Linked DNA regions of Mus musculus: all the other regions are linked to region 1. Evidence: chromatin loops called from intact Hi-C (ENCODE). Cell type or tissue: heart. All regions are shown on one strand.

Region 1 (8,000 bases):
TGTCCACTTCCTTAGTGGTTTGCAGTCTTAAGCATAGAACCAGTGGTAAAGGGAAGTTGGAGTCCCCTTTTGGAGTTCTCAGTCTTGTTAACACAATTAAAGGATGCACTCAAATGAGGCTCAAGTACAGTCTTCTTAGAGGTTAAAAGAAAAAAAAAAAATCCAGGGCAAGCAAGCTATAAAACTCAGCAGCTGCCTGAAGACTGGAGGATAATGGTTAAAGAACAGGAACAAAACCCCACCAAACCAACTCTACCATTTAGGATGGCATAATTAAGCTGGTATGGAAGTCAAACACATTGTGGACAAGCATGCCCATATGCGGGTGAAATCCCAAGTGTTAAGGCAAGCAATGCTTCGAAAGAAAGAAAAGTAGGCAGGCTTATGAAGTTGAATCAGACTTACGAAGTTGAATTCTACAGCACCAGAGGCAGGGATTCTAGAAGGGTCTACAGTACCTCATTCCACCTGTCTCTCTTTGTCATGTCTTAAGGTGAACCTCTCTCTAGGGGTGGGCTCTCAGCCAGGTGATTGACTGATCAGGTCCAACTGGATGGTTAGGGCTTCACCCAGACCAGGGAGGATATTGCTTGGACCCAAGTGTTTTCTTAATGGGCATTTACTGCTTAACTCTAACACCACTTTTAGCTTTCTTTTCTGACATCCCCAGTCCTACAAACTGCCCCTGGCGTAATGTGCTTCCAAGTTCTATTTTGTTGTGAGTTGTTCTTCTTTCACTTTTGTATTACATACATTCATACATCTAATGCTCAACTTAGAACCATGCTCAAACCCTGCCCAGTTCTCTCACTCTCCTCTCACTAAACTGTATTGCCTGCACTGCACACACCTTGTTCTTACCAGTCCTGGCTTCTCTGCTACCACCTTCACCCAAGCTACCACCTCTTTGCTCACCAGCAACAGCCTCTTAATTGGTTTGTCTTTTTGAATTGTTGTCTTCTACAGCTCTTAAAATAAGCAGAATTACCCTTATAAAATACTAATGCCTAAAGTGGTTCAGTGGCCACTGAATCTCATCCATACTAATACTCGGCTCCTTCAATCTTTACTTCATGGCCTTCTCCTAACTGGCTCCACCACCAGGGTCTGGCCCTCTTCTACTGGCTGTACTTTCAAACACAGGTTGGTGCTTTAACATACACTCCCAGTGTCTGGAATGTTCCTCCTCACCTTCATCCATTCCATCCTCTGATTAACATTCAAATGTTTGTTTCTTGCATGGGATACCTACCCTTAGTTACCCTTATTCAGGTACCTTAGTATAATTTATACTTTAAAAAAAAAAAAGTCTCCAGCCCTTAATTTACACTTTTATTCTACTTTCCCCTTTATAGAATAAGCTCTATGAAGATACACTAATATGCCTCACTAACAGTTCTGTAAATAACATGCTAGCCCATATGGGGGCATAATATAGGAAAATGAACTAATGAACGAGATAAATGATCACTTACCGCCCACGTTACACCTCACATCCCTACTCCCATCTCAACACAGCAGAATTTATTTTTTCGATAGGTTTTGACTTTGTATACCTTGGTTGGCTAGAACTCACTATGACCAGGTAGTCCTCAGACTCAGCACAATTCTTGCCCTTCCTTTGTGAAGGCTGAGATTACAAGAGTGTGCTACCAAGCCTGAACTTGAAGTGTATTTAAACCTGCATCACCCTTCTGCTTCAAAGCTGACTGTGGAGACAGGTTGTTGCTCAGCACAAGAACCTCAGCATGGTAAACCAGCAGCTTACATCAGCCTGCAGAACCCCTTAGGCTCTTATCCTCTAACCTCTCCTCTTACTTGTCCCCCAAGCCACTGCACTCAGCAACTCCAACACACTTCTGCTTCTCCTTGAACAGGCTGGATCCCCAGGCCTCGGGAGGTGGGCTTCCCGTGCCTCATGGCACCAGGTACAGAAGATGTCCTCACAGCTAATTTGAAATCTTTCAGTAGTTGCTTCCTCTAGTAGGCCAGTCCTAGCCTCATCTTTAATAACTGCAACCTCCTCCAGCATTTTTCGAATTTCTGTGTGACTCTCCTTCTTCTCACTACAGAACACTAGCTTAGTAAAATAACTAGTAAGGCAGACTACTATACCACCCATCTTCACTATATAGCCCCTCAGAAGTACAGAACAGGTTTTCAATAAATAACAAGCCATATGATGTGTTCAGAGTTTAAGGTAACTACATAAATTATTTTTGGGGTACCATCTGTTAACCATATCATGATTTTTTTTTTCTTTGCAGTGGACTAAAGTAGAGAACCTAGTATCAATACCCTATAAAATGTTAATAAACCACTCTTCTGGTGTTCCTAATATATAGCTACTTCTCTGAAACGAATTTAGGTACAGTTTCTAGGTCCATTTAATTCAATGTCTCCTAATTTGTGACAACCAGAGCTGCTGAGGCTACCAGGTTCAGTAAGATGCTGCCAGCCTCCCCAGCACCCCAGTCAGATGAGACAGAGATGTTACAGCACACAATTACAGACATAAGTACACAACTTCACCAAAACAAAAAGGTATAAGGCAAACCTGACAGAAAAAAACACACAAGATACATCTTAAGGAAAGATGAAGCAGTCAGGGGACGGGCATCCCAGGCCAAGCAAAGCTGCCTATCTGAGCAGTTACAGGAGTGTAAGGACAAGCAGGGGAAGATGGTACAAACACAGGAGTACCTGCTGCTTATGCTGCCATCATCAGCAATTTGGACTTTATTCACTACAGAGGTATCCTGGGATGTCTAAGCTTTATAAACAAGGGGCTGGCAGTGTTTTTATGAGGGACAGAGAGAAAGCTGAAGACTAGGACTGACAAAAAGTTGAGACTGTGAGTACTTGAATTCAAGGATGGTGGTGAGAGAATAACCTCTCTATTCTATGAGGTTAACCTAAGTCTCGAGGAAGGGGTCCTAGGAGCAGCTGATAAGAGCACTTAGCATCAAGACTAATGATCCGAGTTAGGTCCCAGAGCCCACAAGGTGGAAGGAGAGAACCCACTCCCACAAACTGTCCTCTGACCCACAACATGTGTGCCTGGTGCCCAGCTGCCTGGAGTTATAGATGGTTGTGAACTGCCTTGTGGGTGCTGGGAATCGAACCCGGGTCACCTGCAAGAGCAACAAGTGTTCTTTTCTGCTGAATTAAAGCCTAGTTTTTTTGTTTTATCTCAGTGACACCAGGATTTCAGATTTAAGTAGTTGGCGAATGTATTAAACCATATACCTGATAACTCTGAAGGCAAGTCCATGTGTGCTCAAGTAAAACGAGCTAGGAAAAGATGGTATGTGGGTTCAATAGTCAAAGTTCTAGAGATGGTAGCCACTAAATAGATCCTTAAGAGAAGCAATATTTAAGGGTACAGAAAATAGTTTATAAGGGAGAGAATGCGCCACACACTCCAAACTACAGAGGGTCAAGCCTGTAACACTTGTCTTCAGCTTGAAAAATCGCTGCGCCTACACAAAGGTAACAACGTTCAGAAGTGCACTGTAGGGATGGAAAGATGGCTCTGCAGTTGAGAGCACTGACTGCTCTTACATAGGTCCTGAGTTCAATTCCCAGCAACCACATGGTGGCTCACAACCATCTGCAGTGAGATCTGATGCCCTCTTCTGGTGTGTCTGAAGACAGCGACAGTGTACTCACATACATTTAAAAAAAAAAAAAAAGGTCTTCCTTCCCAGCTTAGAGGAAATGAAATGCGCGTTTGTCCTCGTTGTCTAGTTAGACGGTCACCTGGATTCTGAACGTGGACCACAGGTTTGTACAATCCACGCATCTGCTGGTTCCCCCCCCTTTAAAAAAAAACTGCGTATGGCCAGGGACGAGCTCTTCCACGTTCTCCTGCAGGCTTTCGGACCCAACAGGCCGTTCTTTATCAAGCTGCAGCAGAAAACGCCGGACAAATTAACGACAGTCACCACTACGAGAACGACTGCAGTCAGGATCCCAAACAAACGCGCTCTCTTCCGGCCAAGGCGCAGAGGGCCCACCCACTTCCGCACTGCTGACCACGCCCCACAGGCGCGCCTCGCCCCAGCCAATGGTCAGCTTCCCTGGGAACGTTACCTTCAGCCAATCAGAGACGGCGAGCCGAGTCCTCGCGAGAGGTGAGGCTGAAGCTGCCTCCGCCATCTTGAAGATGGGAGACGGGCGACAGCTGTGGTCCTTCTGCTAAAGCAAACCCCACAACGGACAGGGTAGTCACTCCCCCACCCCAACCCCCACCCCACGGCGAGGTGATCGTCCCCGTAACTGCTGACCGACGCCACCGAGAGCGGCGAGCGTTATCAAGGCCGAGCGCGGCGACCCCGACGGCCCCCTTCGCCTGCCTCCCGGGCCGAAGGGAAGTGTGGAGGGCCAGAAGGATGGTGCAGTCCTGCTCCGCCTACGGCTGCAAGAACCGCTACGACAAGGACAAGCCCGTCTCCTTCCACAAGTAGGTAACTGGCGTGCTCCGCGGCCGCGGCGACAGGGGCGCGCGGGCGGGTGGGGGCGGAGCCCGGCGCGTGGCCGCGCGAGACCTGGAGGAGGCGGGGCGGGCGCTCGGGCGCTCAGGGCGGCGGACGGGCCGGGCCGGCGGGGGCGGGGACCCACGGGGGCGCGTCCCCGTGGCTGCGCGCCCCCGCTGCGCATCCCGGGCGCGCGGCGTCTCCGTTGGTCTTGGCCTCCGCTGGGGGCTGAGACCGCGCGCCTTCGCGCTCGCGGAGGGTTTCCGGCGGGCGGGCAAGCGAGCGAGCGACGCCCAGAAGCCTCTCGCAGCCCTGCGTACCTCTTCGTCCCAAGCCGCGGCGTGGCCGTGGCACATAGGGAGGAAGTCGAGCTGGGAACGCACAGGGGGAGGAGGACAGGTTTCGGACCTCACTGTGGATGCCGGGAAGGAAGCAGGGCAGCTGACCGGGATGCCAGGGAGGACTCTTAAGTCCTAGCGTCAAAGAACCAACCTTTAGCATCCATGGGCTTTAGAGGAGGCTCTTGGTATTGTCGAGATGAACCCCTGTCTTTCAACACACAGGAAGAACGAGACGATAGCACACACTTGACTCTGTTGCCGTGGTGAAGGTTAATGTGAGCGAATACCAGCTTTACCCCCACAGCCGTCAGGGCTCGTTCTTGTAGTGGGTGCAGCAATCAAGAAGCCAGGGTGAAAAATACTCTGGAGAGATGGCTCAGCGGTTGAGAGCACTGACTGCTCCTCCAGAGGTCCTGAGTTCAATTCCCAGCAACCACATGGTGGCTCACAACCATCCGTAATGAGAAATGACGCCTTCTTCTGATGTGTCTGAAGACAGCTACAGTGTACTTATATATAATAAATAAATCTTTTTAAAGAGAAAAATAAAAATACTCTCTTGAAAGAAGAAAGTCATAGAATTAGCGTTACTGATGGTGTTTGTTAATGCTAACAGTCCACAAAATGTGACAATTTTTAGGCAGGTAAATTTGTTGTTACAAGTTTTATGTTAGGTTTTGGAGGAATTCCTGACTGTATGCAGATGATAGCTAAGAAATCAGATCCACTGGTAAATTATGCAAGTTATCCATAGCAAAACGATTACAGAAACAAATTTCACAATGGTCTCTCAGATTTTGAGGGGTCAGTAGTGTTCATGTTTAATAATGTTTGCAAGAAAGTAAGACTTGTGTGCTGTTTTCTCTGGGGAATAGGCTAGAATATAGCCTAAACTATGACTTGGTTTTTTGAAATTTCATACATCCTCAGAATGTAGGACTAGATGAGGGAATGGTGACAGGGACGTGCATTCGACTTGCCGCCTCCCTTTCCTATGCTTTATTAAGATGGCCCAGGGAACCTTCAAGTATGCAGACTAGTTAAAAATGGCACACATCAAAAAGACCGTTTCAACTGCTGGGTGTTGGAAAATAAGAACAAGGGCTAACATGAGTCTTAAGCCTTATGTAAGAACAGTAAGTGGCCAAGATCTTGCTTGACAGTTCTGTGCCCCCGTCCTAGGAGACGAGACACTAGGACTTATAAGAAGTTGCCACCATGGTGCTTTGAACTTCTTTTTAGGCATATGCTTTTTCCAGCCTGAACATAGTTGCAGTGGAGAAAGCTGGCTAATATAAAGATAAGCCCTAACACGAAGGTTGGCTAGGTCTTCATGAAGAACAGGATGATCGGGGTCTGGCATACCTTATGTGGTGGAACAGCTAAAGAACAGTAAAGCTAAATTGAAACATTCTATAGCTTTTTCTGATCACTCTAGCGTCTCCCACTGCGTCTTTGATATAGAAAAGCACAGGGCAATAAATATAAAGACTCCCCACTCTGTATGCTGAATTAAGCACGAAAATAAAGTCCTTACCTTCTTTATCACTTGCGTATAATTCAGGCTGTCAGAATGTAGTCTATGTGTTGGACTGACTAAAAAAGAGCTAGAAGTCTCTTTGAGGATATAGACATATGTCCGATTTTTGTTCTTCTATAAGACACAGAATTGCTAGTAAGGCATGAGTAGAAGTGCACTGCACATACTGTCTGTTCTAATTGCACTGTCAAGTGTCTTCGTTATGACAAGGTAAAGCTTCCTGAGGGAGATTGGTAACCAGAACTAATCTCCAATCAGAGTCTCCTTAGGATGGGGTAAGGTAGTTCTTTAGTAAGCCGGAGAGTGTGGGGCTTTTCTTTATCTTTTTAAAGTCAGAGAACTGGATTGTCTCTCCTTAGGTTTCCTCTTACTCGCCCCAGCCTTTGTAAGCAGTGGGAGGCAGCTGTTAAAAGGAAAAACTTCAAGCCCACCAAGTACAGCAGCATCTGCTCGGAGCACTTCACCCCGGACTGCTTTAAGAGGGAGTGCAACAACAAGCTACTGAAGGAGAACGCTGTGCCCACAATATTTCTCTATATCGAGCCACATGAGAAGGTAACGTGGGTTTTTAAGTGCTGGGTTGGTGTTTTTTCCTTTCCCAGTCCTTTCTCTGTTTTCTTTCCTCCCCTCCAGTCTCTTCCCCTCCCATCCCTGTGTGAGACAGAGTCGTAAGTAGTCTGGGCTGGCTTTGAGCTGCTGAGGCTGAATCGGAACTCCTGATCCTCCTGCCTTTACCTTCCAAATTCTACTATCATAAGCATTGGCTTTGGGTGAATGCTGTTTTCATTTCTGAAGCTAATGTGTTCATGGGAAAAATCAGGGAAAGGATAACAAAACAAGTGTATCTGAAACCTATCATTTAGCAGTAGCTACTGTTGGGGCTTAGTGGTTAAGAATATCAGAGGTTAAGAGCACTGATTGCTCTTCCAGAGGTCCTGAGTTCAATTCCCAGAAACCACATGGTGGCTCACAACCATCTGCAATGGAATCCAATGCCCTCTTCTGGAGTGTCTGAAGACAGCTACAGTGTACTCACATAAAATAAATAAATCTTAAAAAAAATAAAAAAATGTGTATTGCTCTTCCAGAGGCCCTGAATTTGATTCCTAACACCTACTTCAAGCAGTCTTCTCATACCCTCCCATCCCCCCACTCCCACAGCAGATATGCCCATGATTAAAATATAAATCTTTCTTTTTTAAGAAAAAAAAAGGCCACTATTAACAATAATACATGTTTTAAAAACAATTCTGCACATTAGAGATCTCACAGTAAATAACTCAGTCTAGTTCTGCTTAAGGTAACGGAAACTCTGTTTCATTTATGTGTTGATAAGCTTCATTTTCATTCCTGGGGATGATTTTCAGATTAATTTTTTTCTGTTTTGGGTGTTTAGTATTTACTTATATCCAACTAAATCACTTTCTCTGTTTCACAAATTCCACTTTAACGTCAGTTAGAAAAGTTGAATTAGGACTGGAAATGCCGCATGGTGGCACACACCTGCAGTCTGAGCACTGCAGAGAACCAACTGCGAGGATTGCCACAGTTGAGGCTAGCCTGGTAAACACTGCCATTTTCCAGGCCAACCTGGACTATACAGTAAGGATGCCCCATTCCCCCATACAAATACAAGGAAAC
Region 2 (8,000 bases), 400 kb before region 1:
TGTACGTATCCTTAAAAGAAAATGTATTTTATATTAGATTCTCTAACAACTGTTTTTAAAGCCAAACTTATTAATGAATTCCAATAAGAAAAATTATTCTCCAAGTTAACAAATTCATTTTAAAACTCTTGGTAGTAAAGTGCTGGAAAACGGATGCAGGGCCTCGCATGTATTAGACCAGCGCTTTACCACGGAACTGTATTCCTAGCTATTCAACAACATCAATATCGATAACAATCTATTTCAAGTTCAATAAAATCAATATATTTCTCAGAGTAAGACTAATTCAAATTAGGGCTAGAGAGATAGACTGGTAGTTAAGAGCACTTGCTGTGCTTGTAGAGGACCTGGGTTCAATTCCCAGTACCCACACAACAGCACACAAGTATTTATAGCTAGAGAGATGGACTGGTAGTTAAGAGCACTTGCTGCTCTTGTAGAGGACCTGGGTTCAATTCCCAGCACCCACACAACAGCACACAAGTATTTATAGCTAGAGAGATGGACTGGTAGTTAAGAGCACTTGCTGCTCTTGTAGAGGACCTGGGTTCAATTCCTAGCACCCACACAACGGCACACAAGTATTTATAGCTCCAGTTCCAGAGGCTTCAATGCCCTCTTCTGGCCTCCTTGGACACTGCACATACAGGGTGCTCTTACAAGCAATTAAACACTCCCTAATTAAAAGAAAGAAAATTTAAACAGCTAGGCATCGTGGCACATGACTTTAGGATCAGCAATCAATCAGGCGGCAGAGGAAGGCAGATCTCTCTTGAGTCTGAGGCTATCCTGGTCTACTTAGCAAGCTCTAGGACAGTCGGGACTTCAAAGAGAAACTCTGTTTCAAAAAAAATTTTTTTTAATCTTCTAAAAATTATGTAAAAGATTGTTTTTGTGGTTATATTTTAGATGTTAACAAGAATTATCATTGGGAAACATTCAATTAATTGATTGATTAACTTATTTGTTAGAGAGAAGCAAGGTTTCACTGTATAGTTCTTGATGTCCTGGGTCTCACTCTGTAGACCAGGCTAGCCTCAAACTCAAGCGCTCCACCTGCCTCTACTTCCTGAGTGCTGGGATTAAAGGCGTGTACCACCACTGCCTGGGTACATTTAAATTTAAAAGGCACAATACCATTTCTAGAAAACTTGAAATCTGAAGTTAAAACTTTAATTTGAAACTAGCCTGCAGAGAGAAATTACATAAAGTATGACATAAAAGCAGGTGACCTCTTCCTGGAAGTTTCACACGGTCTGTTAGAATTGGGACAGAAGGAACGGAGAAAGCAGCGGGGAACCGGACGCAGAGGAATACCTCCAAGACTTGGCTGAAGCTCTCCGAGTAGGGGACATACTTATTGTCTTTGTCTCCCTTGTAAAACCACGTACACCGTCTCACTTCCGATGGCAGCTCGTCCCAGTACACAGCATACCGCATCCGCTCCCCTAAATGAACATCATATCTGCCCCCATCGGTGGGAACAATCCTCTCATTACAATCTTTTCCTATCAAGAATTGCAAAAAAGAAAAGAAGTCCACTATGTCACAACAACTCTCCCAAATACACTTGTAAGTTACAGTCCAAAACAGCCACAGGAGCTGTACACAGGCTCCACTTGGCTACATCAGAAACAGAATTTGGTTCCTAGGTTTTTTTTTTTTTCACTCATCCTTTTTCTTTTTTTTTGCTCATATTTTTTTCATGAGTAATTTTTAGTATTTCAAACCAATTATATTTTAATGAAAAAAGCAAATACTAGCTGAACATTTTTCCTCTTCTAAGACAATAATGCCTCTTATACACACTTATACACACACACTCACAGTCTCATACAGATACATACATAGATTTTTTCTGAAGTTTTTACTTGGATTAAAGGCAAATTAATAGCAATTATGATATATCCTCACTAACACTTTGTTACATGAGAACAAAAGCGACATGTTAGCTCAGTCTGCAATGTGACGACTCTACACACAAACTTTCTGACTAAAAAGTCAAACACAAGCTAGAATAGAGAAAAATACTTGATAACTATGCAGAAATTTAATACAGTTTTAAAAGGATGAAAATGGTGTAATTCTGAAATTTCATGTTAGTGGCTATCACAGTAGAGGATATTACTTGTTAGTTTTTATTAGAGTCATCAGTTTCTTCCTACCAGAGCCATATGCGTCTTCCAGCTGCTGTGAATCCTCAGAGTTGAAAGGAATCCAGAGCTCCTTGGAATCTAGTACCTTACAATAAAACCAATGTGGAGAAACGGGTTCATAGGAACTACTGGCGTCCATGTCTATGAGTTCGAAGGAACTACAAGAGTTCGGGGATGGGGACGGATCTGACTGAGACAGCTGCTCCTGGTGTGATTCCCCCGATGACATTTCGCTCTAGAAGACAAAATAAAAAAAACTATCAGGAGAATTATTTTGCATCTATTAACACTGTAATGTTCATATGCTCAATAACCATTTTTGGAAGCTGTTCTTGAAAACAGCAATATTTAAAAGCTACATAATTTTTATACACACACAATTATTTGGGGAGAGAAACAAAATGTTCAGCTCCATCATTCTATACTGAGCTTCCAATTCTCCTTAGAAAACTAAAAAATGTCTAATCATACAACAAGCTCTTTAGAAAACCCAGAAATGTCAAGAAACACACGGTCAAAACTGATTGCAACAGGGTGTTTTACCACAATTTTCACAATAAAAGTAGCAGCACCAGCGAAGGCTGGAAATTTCCTACCTCCAGGTGTGCACACTACAAACCATTTAGTGTGTCAGACAGTAATAACAGGTAGGTTTAAGGCCCCAGGCTCTATTGTACATTTCTAATTACACACACATTTACATAACTATTGGAATCTTACTATACAGAAAACAGAACTAATCGCTTAAGAACCATTTTGGCTGATCCTCCCAGTGTGCTTCAATACGGGCTCTGGTACATTTAACGCCCAAACAGAAACTTTGCCTGCAGGCTATAGCTGCGCATCGACCCACCGAGACGCAGAGCCAGAGTTTCGGATGAAAAGTGACAAATGACCTCAACTGCCCCCGGGGCGATGGATGTCGGGCGAGTTCCCACCGACCCCAGCACTAAAGCACCCGGCGGACTAGCGCTGCAGACATAGAAGCAGAACCCAAAAGCCCAGGACGGGAGATGGACGAGCGGCATCGCTGCACCGGGCACGGTCGGACCGCACAGCTCAGGAACCAACACTCCCCGGGCCTCCCCGTTATCCTCCCGAGACCTCGGCCTGCTCCCGCCGCCAGCTCGGGGCTCCGAGTTCGGGATCTAGGAGAGCAGCCGAGCCGTCCACGGATGCCCCGGGATACCGTGCACACTGGAGCCTCTCCACCCCCGGCTCGCCCCGGCCCAGGCTCCCGCGCGGACCTGGACTCGCTCGTCCACACCGCCGCTCGCGCTCTCAGCCCTCGCGGAGGGAGCCCGGGCCACATCGCCGCTGCAGCCTACCTCCCAAGCCGGGCGGGGCGGACGGGCGGAGCCTGCGGCCGCGCCCCAATCCCCACACCGCGGGCTCCTCAGCGCTCCAGCGGAGGAGAGCAGTGCGCCCGCGGAGGCTGCGCTCCCGGTGAGAGCCGGAGGCGCAGAAAGATCCTCCGAAGTGTCGCGAGATGTGCGGTGAGGACTGGGGGACTCGCGCGAGACCTGGCTCCTCCTGCGGGCAGACGTCGGGCGCCGGGCACGCGCCGGGCACGCGCTAGGGGCGTGGGGGACACGCACGGGAGGCCTTGCCTGCGCTGAGGCTTTGAAGGAGGAAAATCGGACCTTCTGACCCCTCATGGGTCCCGGCAACCCCGGTGGGCAGGACTGGGGTGACTGAAGGCTCTGTCTGTCTGTCTGTCCTCCATTCCCTCCCTCTATTTGGATTGAGAGGCTGTCAAAGTTATCCCTAAAGCCTAAGAGGTGAGTCTGACAGAATACGGATGCTGTAAGAGGCAGCAAATGAGGTTTTTGTTTGTTGGCTTTTTTGTTTTTTGTTTTTGACCTAGTTGATGTAGGGTGATGGCGGTGGCTATTCACGTAAGCCCAGCGCTCTGGAGACTGGCAGGGCTAGAGATGCGGATTGTCGCTGGAGCGCCTGACTAGCAGGTGCCACGGGAAGGAAAGACAAGAGGCTTTGCTGGTTTCTAACTTGATTATAAGACAAGGCTTCGAGATTTTTTTTTTCCCCCAGAAACTGAGAAGGAACAAAACGTGGACTTTTTTTTTTTTTAAAAAAACCACATAGTCTCTGCAAGTCAACACCTACACACCAATATCTGCACGTTAATGTAACACCATTTTTTGTGTGATTTTTTTTGTTGTTGTTTTGTGATGGCCTTGCTATGAAGCCCCATATTGGTCTCCGACCTTTAAAAATTACTACATTTATATATTTGTCTGTGTGTGTGTGTTAGGGTTTCTGTTCCTGCACAAACATCATGACGAAAAAGCAAGTTGGGGAGGAAAGGGTTTATTCAGCTTACATTTCCACATTGCTGTTCATCACCAAAGGAAGTCAGGACTGGAACCCAAGCAGGTCAGGAAGCAGGAGCTGATGCAGAGGCCATGGTGGGATGTTCTTTACTGGCTTGCCTCACCTGGCTTGCTCAGCCTGCTCTCTTATAGAACCCAAGACTACCCGCCAGGGATGGTCCCACCCACAAGGGGCCTTTCCCCCTTGATCACTAATTGAGAAAATGCCTTACAGCTGGATCTCACTGAGGCATTTCCTCAAGGGAGGCTACTCTCTCTGTGACAACTCCAGCCTATGTCAAGTTGACACACAAAACCAGCCAATGCAGTGTGTGTGTGTGTGTCATGTATGTGCTGCTTCATGTGTAGAATTCAGAGAATAACTTTCAGGTATCAGCTCTCCTTTCACTGTAGGGGTCCTGGGAATCAAACTCATGCCTTGTCCCAAGGGATTGTGCGTGCAGTCACGCTAGGCCACACTGGAAACCCTCCCCCCATTTGGGGGGCAGGAGCAGGGTGTCCTTAACACTGATATTTTAAAACATTTTAGATTTATTTTACTATGTGTGTATATAATGTGTGTGTCTGGTGCCTGTGGAGGTCAGGAGGCAGCAGATCCCCTGGAACTGGAGTTTCAGGTGATGGTAACTCTGGTTCTGGGAGCCAAATCCTTCCCATGCAAGAGCAACAGATGCTCTGTCGGGTCAGCTCTTCAAGCCTTAGACCTTACTTTTTATTCTGCAGTGCCAGAGATCAACTTCAGAGCCTTGGGTGTGCTAGCCTCCTGCGCTACACACGGAGCCCCCAGAATGATGCGGCTTCTTAGGGTGCAGTTTGGAATCTGAAAACATAACGGTTTTTTTCATAACCCATCAAAATATATCATTAGGGGGCTGGTGAGATGGCTCAGTGGGTAAGAGCACCCGACTGCTCTTCTGAAGGTCCAGAGTTCAAATCCCAGCAACCACATGGTGGCTCACAACCATCCTTAACGAGATCTGACTCCCTCTTCTGGAGTGTCTGAAGACAGCTACAGTTTACTTACATATAATAAATAAATAAATCTTTAAAAAAAAAACAAAGTATATCATTAGAATATATCTACCTTGGACTTGTGAGTTTTGTTATTGCTTTAGTTGTAAAGCCGATTTTCATTGTCTTTTGAGCTAGTAGCTTAGGTATCCCAGGCAGGCCTCAGACTCATTATGTAGCTAAAGATGGCCGTGGCCCTTGAACTGTGATCCTCATGAAAGTGGTTTTGCTTTTGTTACTCTTGGAAGCAGCTCCAAAATCTCCATCATCCAGGGGCCCTCTTTATGAACTCTGGTCACTCCATGTGCCTGCTCTGAACTTCGAACACAAAAGTAGTTAGCACACTATCTACCATGAATAGTAGTAGTTCATAGTCCTACCAAGGGAGATAACAGAGAACTTTATCTTAGTGGATGCTATAAAAGAGTCAGACACTACATACATTGACAGTAATCAAATACGCAGGTGTGTATCCGAAATCCTCTTTTCAGGGGGTCTTTGGCAGGACGGAAGAATCTGCTGTGTATGTGTATTTAGCATCTGTATTTTAAATAAATGCTCCGTGAGATTTAGATGCAAGTAGTTTGGATCTGTACTTTGAGAAACACACTGCCTCAAACAGAATAAATTAGGTTCATCCAAAGGCCCAGGAAGTAGCTAGTTTTAGGCAAATATTTATAATAGCTCTCATTAATAAGAGTTCACTTAGGTTTTCTAGCTACTCTTTGCGTATAAATCTTTTTGTTAAATATTTATTTCGGGTTTTTTTCACTATTTCATTGTTTTTAGTTGTATGTCTCTGTGTATATCTGGGTGCCCACAAAGGCTAGAGAGTCACAGGTGGTTGTGAACTCCCTGGTGTGGGTTATGGGAATTAAACCCACACAGTCCTTTTCCTGAGCATGTGTTCCTAACCACTGAGCCATCTCTTTTGTGCGTGCGTGTGTGTGTGTGTGTGTGTGTGTGTGTGTTAAAGGTAAACTATGAAACAGGCTTCTACTTTTTCCCTTTCAATATTCTAGTGCAGAGATGAGATAAATATTTTGGGTCCTGTGGCCACAGGTCTGTGTTGCAGTTAATCCACTGGCCTGCTGGCAACAGGAAAGCAGCAGAGACACCATGCAGACTAACAGAGGTAGGGAGTTGACTTTGGCCTCAGGTAGTTGCTGATGCGAGATCTAGAACAAAAGGTTAAGAACAGTAGCCAGTACGGTGCCTAGAGAGGTTTACATGCAATGTTGAAACTGCTAGATAACAATTATCATTCCCACTTCTTTCCAGAATAAGCCCTATTTTGTTTTATTAAGTGTTTTAAATATTCACTTATTTTTTGTGTGGAGATAGGCATGACCCAGTGTATGTGTGGAGCTCAGAGACAACTTGTGGGAGTCTGTTGTCTCCTTCCTCTTTCGGCAGTTTGAATGGTAATGGCCACATAGGCTCATTGAATAGTTGGCCCCCAGTGGGTGAAATTGTTTGGGAAGCATTAGGTGGGATGGCCTTGTTGGAGGAAGTCAGCCATGGGAGGCCTGCTTTAAGGTTTCAAAAGCTCATTCCCAGTTCTCTCTCTACCTTGTGCTTGTAGCTCAAGTTGTGAGCTCTTGGATACTGCTCTAGCACCATGCCTATTCACCCACTGCCATTCCTTGACAGGAAGGCCATGGACTCTAACCCTCTATATCAAGCCCCAAATAAATTCTTCCTGTGAGTTGCCTTGGTCATGGTATTTTATCACAGCAATAGAAAAGTAAACAAGACGCACCTTTAGGTGGACTCTGAGGATTGAACTCAGGTCATCAGGCTTAGCAGCAAGCCCCTTTACCTGCTGAGCCATCTCACTGGCCCTCAATCCATTTTGACTTAGGAAATTTTCAACTTATAATTGGTCAATAAAGTAAGTCATGTACATTTACAAGATGAAGAAAAACATTTTAAAAGAGTTCCTTTACAGGGTAGAAATCTGACAGATACTATTCTAGCCAGTAATTAAGGCATCAACATCCACAGTGTCATGTTGGTAGTATATATATGGCATATATATAATATATATGAGATATATATATATATGTATAGTATATACATGAATATAGATGTGTGTATACAGTATATTTGCATACTATAATATATATTATACACATGTACATATATATATATATATTATATACACACACACACACACACATATTTCACCTTGATAAGACTGATGAGGGGGCTAGCGAGCTTTGTGCCTTTTCTTCTTCAAACTCATAGCTCCGGTCTAATTAGGACCATATCTGACAATATCAATGGAAGGCATAAATCACACATATATAGGTAACTACAAAATAGTTCAGGTGGTAGTCCCAGACTAGCATAAACAAGTGAAGCCAGAGAAATAGCGCAGCTAAGAGACACCCCTAAGGAAACATACTGTGTGGACTCATGAAAGAAAAAACAGATTATCAGGTAAATACCAAGGAAGGCCATTATAAATGTCCCA
Region 3 (8,000 bases), 560 kb before region 1:
TTTGTTTTTTTGGTTTTTCGAGACAGGGTTTCTCTGTATAGCCCTGGCTGTCCTGGAAGCCACTTTGTAGACCAGGCTGGCCTCGAACTCAGAAATCCGCCTGCCTCTGCCTCCAGAGTGCTGGGATTAAAGGCGTGTGTCACCACGCCTGGCTAACTTTTTTCTTTTTTAAACTGACATTGAGACAGGGCTTATATAGCCCTGGCTCTCCTGGAACTTGCTGGTAGACCAGGCTGGCTTGGAATTCAGAGATCTGACTGCCTCTGCCTCCCTACTGCTGAGATTAAGGTGTGCACCATTAAAACTATACTGGGAACCAAAGCCAAAAAAAAAAAAAAAAGTTCACATATGCTAGGCAAGTGTTCAAATAGCTGAGTTGTGCTCAATCATTGAACATATTCTTATGAAAAATATCAGTAAGTTAATTCTGAAGAGTAATTTGCTATAGCAAGTTCCAAGTTCTGAAACTATTAATGTAAACATCTAGTGGCCAGTGAGATAGTTCAAGGGTGTAAAAGCACTTGCTGTCAAACCCTGGTTAAATCCTTGGGACCCGGATGGTAGAAGGATAGAACTGACTTTCATAAGATGCCCTGTGATCTCCAAAAGGGTGTCAGGGGCATGCTCTTTTTGAGTAGTTAAGCAACAAAAAGATTTAAAATGTCTTATTAGAAAAAGTATCTATTCAAAAACATATTTCTGTCAGGGATGATATGACAGTACTGTCTCTACTCTCATAAAGTAGCCGAAGCTCTGACTGTTAGCTACTCTACTGACAACCAAGAACATTTTGATGAAACAACTTCATAGTCCCTGTGAGGATTAACCAATCAGGTGATACTGTTTTGTCCATGTGTCTATAGATTCCCTCAAAGGGATGAAATATAATCTCCCTGAAATTACTCAAGAGACTTTGAAAAATAGGAATTAGAATTGAGCACTTCGACCAATGGTTTTTATATTCTAATCCTGTAGTTAAGCTAGAACATAAATAAAACACAGCCAAGTAGAGATAGCACCAAGCAGCCAGTCAGTCAAGAGTGGTGCACACCTTTAAACCCAGCACTCAGGAGCAGAAGTGGGCAGATGCCTGAGTTGGAGGCCACCTTGGTCTAGAGTGAGTTCCAGGACATAGATACAAAACAAACAACAAAAACAAAACCCCAAGACAAACAAAAAGAAAAAGAAAGGAAGGAAGGAAGGAAGGAAGGAAGGAAGGAAGGAAGAAAAAAGAAAGAGAAAGAAAAAAGAAAGAGAGAAGGGGAGATTTTTGTTGTTGTTCTTGGCTAAAGGATGGCCTTTTCCCATTCTTTAATGCAATTTTTAAACATATCAAAATATAGCCTATAAATGGACAAAAGGAAAAATATACAATGAATGTGGCAAGTGGTGAGTGTTCAGTTAATCTTCTGAATGCACAAGTGAGATGACAAGGGACCTTAGACTGGAACATGTCCTGGGCTAAGCTTGTTTAAGAGCCATTTTACTTTTCCTTACACCTGAGGTCCTCGTGTAATCTTCATCAATAACAGAAATGCCACTCTAAAACTGTCTCATCTATTTTCCTCTATCATGTATTTCCAAAATTACTCAGCTTACATTCTAAAGCAGTTCAAATTAAAATATGTTCTTCCTTGAAATGTATTGAAAACTCAGCAAGGTTTTCTGTACTAAGCCAATCTTTTTGTTTTGTTGGTTACTTCCTTTATTTATTTATGTATATTTTTGAGACGGTCTTGATATGTAGCCCAGGCTGGCCTTGAACTCAGAGACCAGCCTGCCTCTGTCTCCTGAGTGCTGGGACTAAACGCATTTGTCACCACGTCTTTTACAACACATGTTTTTCATATAGATGCATGAGTTTATATACATTTTTTTTTGTGGGAAACTCCAAGCCTTACCTTGTCCAGAAAATAGCTAAGAATGAATTATAACTGTAGAAGGCCATGTTTATTTTTTTTGTTTCAACTAACCAACACAGAGACCTAGGCAAAAGAAGCAAACAATTTAGTATTTTAAAAAGGAATCAATTAAACATGAGAATTTAGGTGGTTTTTTTTTTTTTTTAAGAAAAACTAAGGCAAAGAGAGAGATTTGCATATTCAAGGTGTAAAATTTCCTTCAAGTTCATTTACAAAAGCCTCAGTATTTTCTTAGCTCTGGATTTGAAAATGGTACTTTTTCGATCCAAACACACAGAAATGGGTTCTAAGAAGATGATCCTGAAGACGATGTGGCCTCCAAAGGCTTTTTTTTTTTTAATTTTTTAAATTTCTGGTCAATAGTGTCTAATAATCTGCTGCGACGGTTAAAAGGAGAAAGACATCTTTATCTGTAACCAGAAAATACAAGTAGAAAGTAAGCACCCTGGATTCATTTACCACCAACCCAAAAGTCTAAAAGTTCTCACTAATTTCATGTGGGAACAGCGAAGACATAATGGTATCTACTAAAGGCTCAAGCGCAGATGCAGAATCTCCAGAGTCCGAACTAAGCTCTGTACCTTTAACTAAAACCGTTCTCCACCCCGAGCCGCTTCTCAGCTACTGGCATAACACTGCGATCTCGCAATCGTGCCGGAAGGAGGTTCCCCAGGCCCTCAACCCCACCCTATGGAAACCTCAGCTAAAAAGTAAACATCGCGAACCGGGCACAGCACCTCGGAAACCAGCCCCACCGCGGACAGCGCTCCTCCGGAGGGAGGCCGGGCCTGTTGCGGAGGCTCCCCAGCCCTTGGCCCCGGGGCTACGGGCCACTCCCAGGCAGTCTGCCCGGCGTTTCGGGGGAACCCCACGCCCAGCGCTGCGGGGTTACCTCTGCACCCCGCGCTCGCCGCACCGGTGCAAAAGGCGCCCTCGGCTCTCGGCCGGTAGTCTCCGCGGAAAGTGGGGAGGACTGCGGTGGGTCTGGGGATTGTTGGAGTGGGGTCAGGTACACCGTAGGGGAGAATGTCCAAAGTTTAGGGGAGAGATCGGGGTTGACGGGAGACGCCGAGGGAGCCCTTGTCCGCTGCGAGGTGACTAAGGCCCCAACCCTACCTTCCCAATTCCTCCCCGCCCCCACGCTAAAGGGGCCGGAAGCCCAGTCTCCATGGTTCCACCTCCTGCGCCTCGCCCTGTGACGTCACTCCGAGTGACGCCACTACCATCCAATGAGCTCTCAAATCCTGGGACTGGCTCGCGTCCTTCACGGCAGCCGCGCGGAAGGCAACAAGGTCCCCCGCACGAGCCCGCGAAGTCACTTCTGGGTCGGAGTTAGTTGAGGCAGCGTCTGTACTACAGGACCAAAGCTGCGTCCCCCCCCCCCCCCTGCCTGCCCACATTCTGTAGTCTAGCCAACTCCTCGAGAACTCCTTGAATGGAGGCCCTACCAGAGTAAGGTCTGATAGTAGCCTTTGTAACCCAAATTGGAGTCACTGATGACATCACTTTGATGATTCCGTTCCTCACCCTTTAGTCTCCGAAACTGCCTAGAGGTCTTGGGTTGGCGAAGGAGGTTGTGAGGTCCTGGTGGCAGAGGGGCAGCACTGAGAAAAAAAAAAAAAAAAAAAAAAAAAACCTTTCTTCTGCGGGGTCGAAGGCTGGAATGCTTCTGAAATCTTCATACGGAATTTGATTTTTCTCTTTAAAAAATGGTTTCATGTTGTCGCTTATCATTAGTTGTGTAGAAATCTCAACATTCAAAAATATATTCTAGAGTACTTGTTAAATAAGATAGGCATTGTGGGTTTGAGGACGTTTACGTTCCTAGGGCGGGCAACTAGCCATCTTGGGAAAGTTAAAGTTCTGAAAGCATTCTTGTTCCTATTTATCTGTTTTTTTTTTTTTCAATTTCTTTTTATTTTGCGGGGTTCTTATGTAACACGGGCTGGGCTGGAACTCAATAGGTAGTAGCAGAAAGTGGTCTTGAACCCTTGAACCACCTGCCTGCCTCCCCAGTGCTTAGTTACAAGTGTGTACCACTGCAGCCATCTTTGACTCTATATTTTAGTTTGCTTGCTTATTTATTTATTTAGAGACAGGGTTTCACGATGTAGGCCTGGCTGGCCCAGAACTCGTTATGTAGACCAGGCTTGCCTTGAACTCACAGAGATTCATTTGCCTGGTCCTCTAAATTGCTCAGATTTAAATGTGTGCACCACCATGCCTGGCTCGAGCTTTCTTCAACTTTTCTGAGAACTCTGATGATAAAATTATGAGCTGTACAAAATAGAATAAGTTTTGAGGGCTGGGCATGGTAGTGCATGCCTTTTATGCCAGTACTTAATAGACAAGACTGGCAGATCTGTGTGAGCTCAAGGTCACTCTGGTCTACAAAGTGAGTTCCAAGACAGCCAGGGCTACACAGTGGGATCCTGTTTCAAAAGAACTAAAAAAGAAAAGAAAAAAAGAAATGGAGGCCGTTTTTAATCCTAAAAAAAAAAAAAAAAAAAAAAGTATATTTCAACTAACCGAATGGACTACTTAAAATAAGCAAAACTTTTCAGTTTGGCCACTAGGGGTCCCTTTGTGCATGTCAGGCAATTTTCCACTAGGGGTTCTGTTTCACAGTCTGATCATAAAGAATTGAAATTTACAAAACTTAACTCCTCCTTCCCCGCCTTGAGACAGGGTCTCACCATGTAGCCCTGGCTGGCCTGGAACTCACTGTGTAGACCAGGCTAGTCTCGAACTCACTGAGATCCTCCTGGCTCCTGATTAAAGAGCTTATTATGTCCCATAATAAAGAGATTATGTCCCATGCTAAAGCTTCCCTCTCCTTGTTTTCTCGCTCTGATAATTCCAAGCTCTACAGTAATTATTTTAATATTTGTCAAATGCAAAAACATTCTTATCATTTTACAATGAAATATCTTATGGAAAAATTCTTATCCATGAATTATATTCACTTACAAGCAGGTACAGTAAAATGTATTATTTAAAAGCCAGATGAACTATCCCATACCCAGTATTTGAAACATAAAGAAGATTTTTTAATCTGGTCACAAGTTAACAATCCAGTTCTTTTAAGAAGGGTTGGGGGGATAAGAACCCTGATGAGACCCATTTGTTCAAAGCAATGAATACTTTCTCCAGGTTTGTATACTTTATCAGGTTTGACAATTTGGTGTTTAGGATAAATTGAATATATTTTTACCACCATAACCTGGAGAAACCTCTTCTGCTTCTGTCTTGATAAGCTGTTTGCTCGTTTGCTATTGAAAAGAGTAAGCATGGTTTGAACCTCAGAATAGGTTAGATGATGGAAACATAAAGTATTATGTGTGGGTAAATTGGGGAAGGAGGATTTCTGGGTCTAACAAGACTTAACAGATGAACAGTAAAGTGGTCTAAGGAGGTAGCTCATCTGAAAAGGTGCTTGCAGTGCCACTGATGATGGGAGTTCAAGCCCTGTAATACGGTGCAAGTCTGGAGCTAGCTCCCACAAGCACTCCTCTCATATTTGCACACACACAAAATAACACAAAAATCAACACTATTGTTCCTGTGCATGGTGGCACACACTTTAATTATAGCACTTGGCAGGCAGAGGCAGAAATTATATTAGGTTGAGGCCAACCTGGTCTTCACAGGAAGTTGAACAGCCAGGGACCCTGTCTCAAAAAAAAAAAAAAAAAAAAAAAAGACTTTTCAGGGCAATTGTGGTGCATGCCTTTGATCCAAGCACTAGGGAGGCAGGTGGATCTCTGAGTTCAAAGCCAGCCTGGTCTACAAAGGGAATTACTCCAGGACATCCAGGACTGTTACACAGAGAAATTCTGTCTCCAAAAACCAAAATAGAGACCAAACCAAAATAATAATAATAATGATAATATCATCAATGGAATTATTTTCATGATCACTTTTAGTATGAGTGCCCATTAAAATCAGTGAACTGCAGAGATTTTTCTAAAATTCTGAGGAGGTGGGCTGGAGAGATGGATCAATGGTTAAGAGCACTTGTTCTTGCTGAGTGCAAGGGTTTGATTCCTAGCACCCAAGAGGTTGCTCACAACCATCCATAACACCAGTTCCAGTAGATCTGACACCTTTTTTTGACCTTTTCGGGGACATGGCATGCACAAGGCACACAGATATATATGTGAGCAAAACACTGATAAACATAAAAATATAAAATATTAAAAACAGTTCTGAGGCAGGGCAGTGGTGGTGCATGCCTTTAATCCCAGCACTTGGGAGTCAGGGGCAGGTGGATTTCTGAGTTCAAGGCCAGCCTGGTCTACAGAGTGAGTTCCAGGATAGCCAGGGATACACAGAGAAACCCTGTCTCGAAAAGACCAAAACAAAACAAAAAACAAAAAACCCGCCGGGCGTGGTGGCGCATGCCTTAATCCCAGCATTTGGGAGGCAGAGGCAGGCGGATTTCTGAGTTTGAGGCCAGCCTGGTCTACAAAGTGAGTTAGTTCCAGGACAGCCAGGGCTATACAGAGAAACAATGTCTCGAAAAACAAAACAAAAACAACAACAACAACAAAAAAAAAACCAAAAAAAAAAAAAACAAAAAATTCTGAGGTGGTATTTGAAACACATCAGGAAATTTCCTTTAATGGTAGCAAATGTAGTCTCTATGGAGAGGAGGTTGACACTTTTTTTGTTTTGTTTTGTTTGTTTGTTTGTTTTTCGAGACAGGGTTTCACTGTATAGCCCTGGCTGTCCTGGAACTCACTTTGTAGACCAGGCTGGCCTCGAACTCAGAAATCTGCCTCCGGAGTGCTGTGATAAAAGGCGTGCACCACCACGCCCGACTGGAGGTTGACACTTTGTAGTGACAGGGTTCGGTAATTCTCAGAACAGAAAGCAAGAGTGTATCGGTTTCCTCATTTGATGGCTACGTATGTTTCCTTTGTAAGTTCTCGTTTCTGGGTTGGACCTTCTAAGTAATTACCAGGCCCCAAGAAACTACATCTGCACACCCCTTCAAGACTGTTTACCCGGCCCTGTCACTGGATCACTCGTATTTCCTAGAATGGGAAGGGCAAGGGGTTTGCAGAGGACTGCCTCCCTTCCTCTCACTCTCCGGTGATCGCTCTGGGACAAATATCCCCACGTCACTCAGTGCGGAGCTCTGGCCCGGAGCAGCGCAGGGCCGGGGCACGTGACCCGCCCGCAGTCCTCGCTGTGGCCCGCGGCCCGGGATGCAGTCGCGCTGACGTCCTCCCGGCTACCCACAAGCCTCTGTACCCCGGTGCGGGCAGGAAGAGGGCAACCGGGTCCAGTGGCTGCCCGGGAGATCGGGGTGCCTTCTGTTGCTGGACGCGGACTGCCCGGCAACCCCCGGGCACACTGGCGGCTACCGGTCTCTCTCCCGGGGAAGGAGACTGCCCCGGCTCGGGCTGTCGTCCTAACGTGCTGGCCCGTGTCTGGGACGCCGGGGCCAGGGCGCTCTGCTGACAGCTGTCAGGCTGTCAGTGACTCCCGGGCACTCCCCGGTCTGCGTCACCGCGTACCGGTCATCAGGTTCTTCCTAACATCTAGGAATGGTAGCGCAGGGCCACTCGAGTACCATATGGCGTCTAGTACGTGCTGCCGTTTAGTAAGTATTAGCCTCGCAGGCCCGACCTGGCTGCCCCTCCGCACCAGCCCTTCCTGTCCCTCTGCCTCATCGCCTGCGGTCTCGCGTCTGCTCCAGACTCTCGCGCGCCCCTCCTCTCCGCGGCTGACGAGCCTCTTCCTCCTTCGCTCTCAGCGCCGAGCTCCGGACTGCATTTCCCGGCAGGCGCCGCGGCCAGTAGCCAATAGGAGACCTAGGATTTGGCGGCGGCGGCGCCGAACGGGGCGGGGGGGCTTTGTGCGCGGAGGCGGCGGCGGCGGCGGCGACGGCGGCGGGAGCTGGCGGCGCGGAGATCCGGACGGAGGCCGAGACCGGGGCTGGGTTGCCGGGTGTCTGCTGGGAGAGGTGTGCAGCTTTCGATCAGAACCCTGGGACCCTGCTGCCCTTCGGGGCCGCCAGCCTCCGGCTCCTCTCCGGCACCAGCAGCTACGCGGCGACCCCCGTCCGGC

Evidence for each region. Hi-C counts contacts between places; a loop is a spot of excess contacts. Peaks named below come from ENCODE experiments on the same cell type or tissue, not always from the same donor. Only the 100,000 strongest peaks of a DNase experiment are listed, where the experiment ranks them.
Region 2: it touches region 1 in a loop (2.8-fold over the local background); 17 of 42 quality-filtered maps call a loop at or near these places.
Region 3: it touches region 1 in a loop (2.7-fold over the local background); 4 of 42 quality-filtered maps call a loop at or near these places.

What each region holds. Positions count from the first base shown.
Region 1 is chr8:26,154,057-26,162,056 of GRCm38, forward strand. Thap1 (THAP domain containing, apoptosis associated protein 1) reads left to right here and starts at 4,113. Exons shown (of 3, transcript NM_199042.2): 1 at 4,113-4,465; 2 at 6,719-6,914. The coding sequence starts at 4,395. In heart, a CTCF peak has its summit at 3,640 (motif pointing left); DNase peaks (open chromatin) are centred at 4,065 and 4,655; H3K4me3 peaks cover 2,501 bases; H3K27ac peaks cover 1,989 bases.
Region 2 is chr8:25,750,783-25,758,782 of GRCm38, forward strand. It overlaps Ddhd2 (DDHD domain containing 2), which reads right to left and starts at 3,498. Exons shown (of 18, transcript NM_028102.1): 1 at 3,404-3,498; 2 at 2,166-2,391; 3 at 1,318-1,508; 4 at 1-10. The coding sequence starts at 2,385. It overlaps Gm17484 (predicted gene, 17484), which reads left to right and starts at 3,698. Exons shown (of 2, transcript NR_154462.1): 1 at 3,698-3,937. In heart, a CTCF peak has its summit at 3,592; a DNase peak (open chromatin) is centred at 3,639; H3K4me3 peaks cover 1,865 bases; H3K27ac peaks cover 1,527 bases.
Region 3 is chr8:25,594,461-25,602,460 of GRCm38, forward strand. It overlaps Letm2 (leucine zipper-EF-hand containing transmembrane protein 2), which reads right to left and starts at 3,036. Exons shown (of 11, transcript NM_001364069.1): 1 at 2,815-3,036; 2 at 1,902-1,985. The coding sequence starts at 1,948. D830025C05Rik (a long non-coding RNA gene) reads left to right here and starts at 2,023. Exons shown (of 1, transcript XR_003947362.1): 1 at 2,023-4,747. It also overlaps a transcript of Nsd3 not described here. In heart, a CTCF peak has its summit at 4,511 (motif pointing right); DNase peaks (open chromatin) are centred at 2,651, 3,131, 7,111 and 7,731; H3K4me3 peaks cover 3,109 bases; H3K27ac peaks cover 2,923 bases.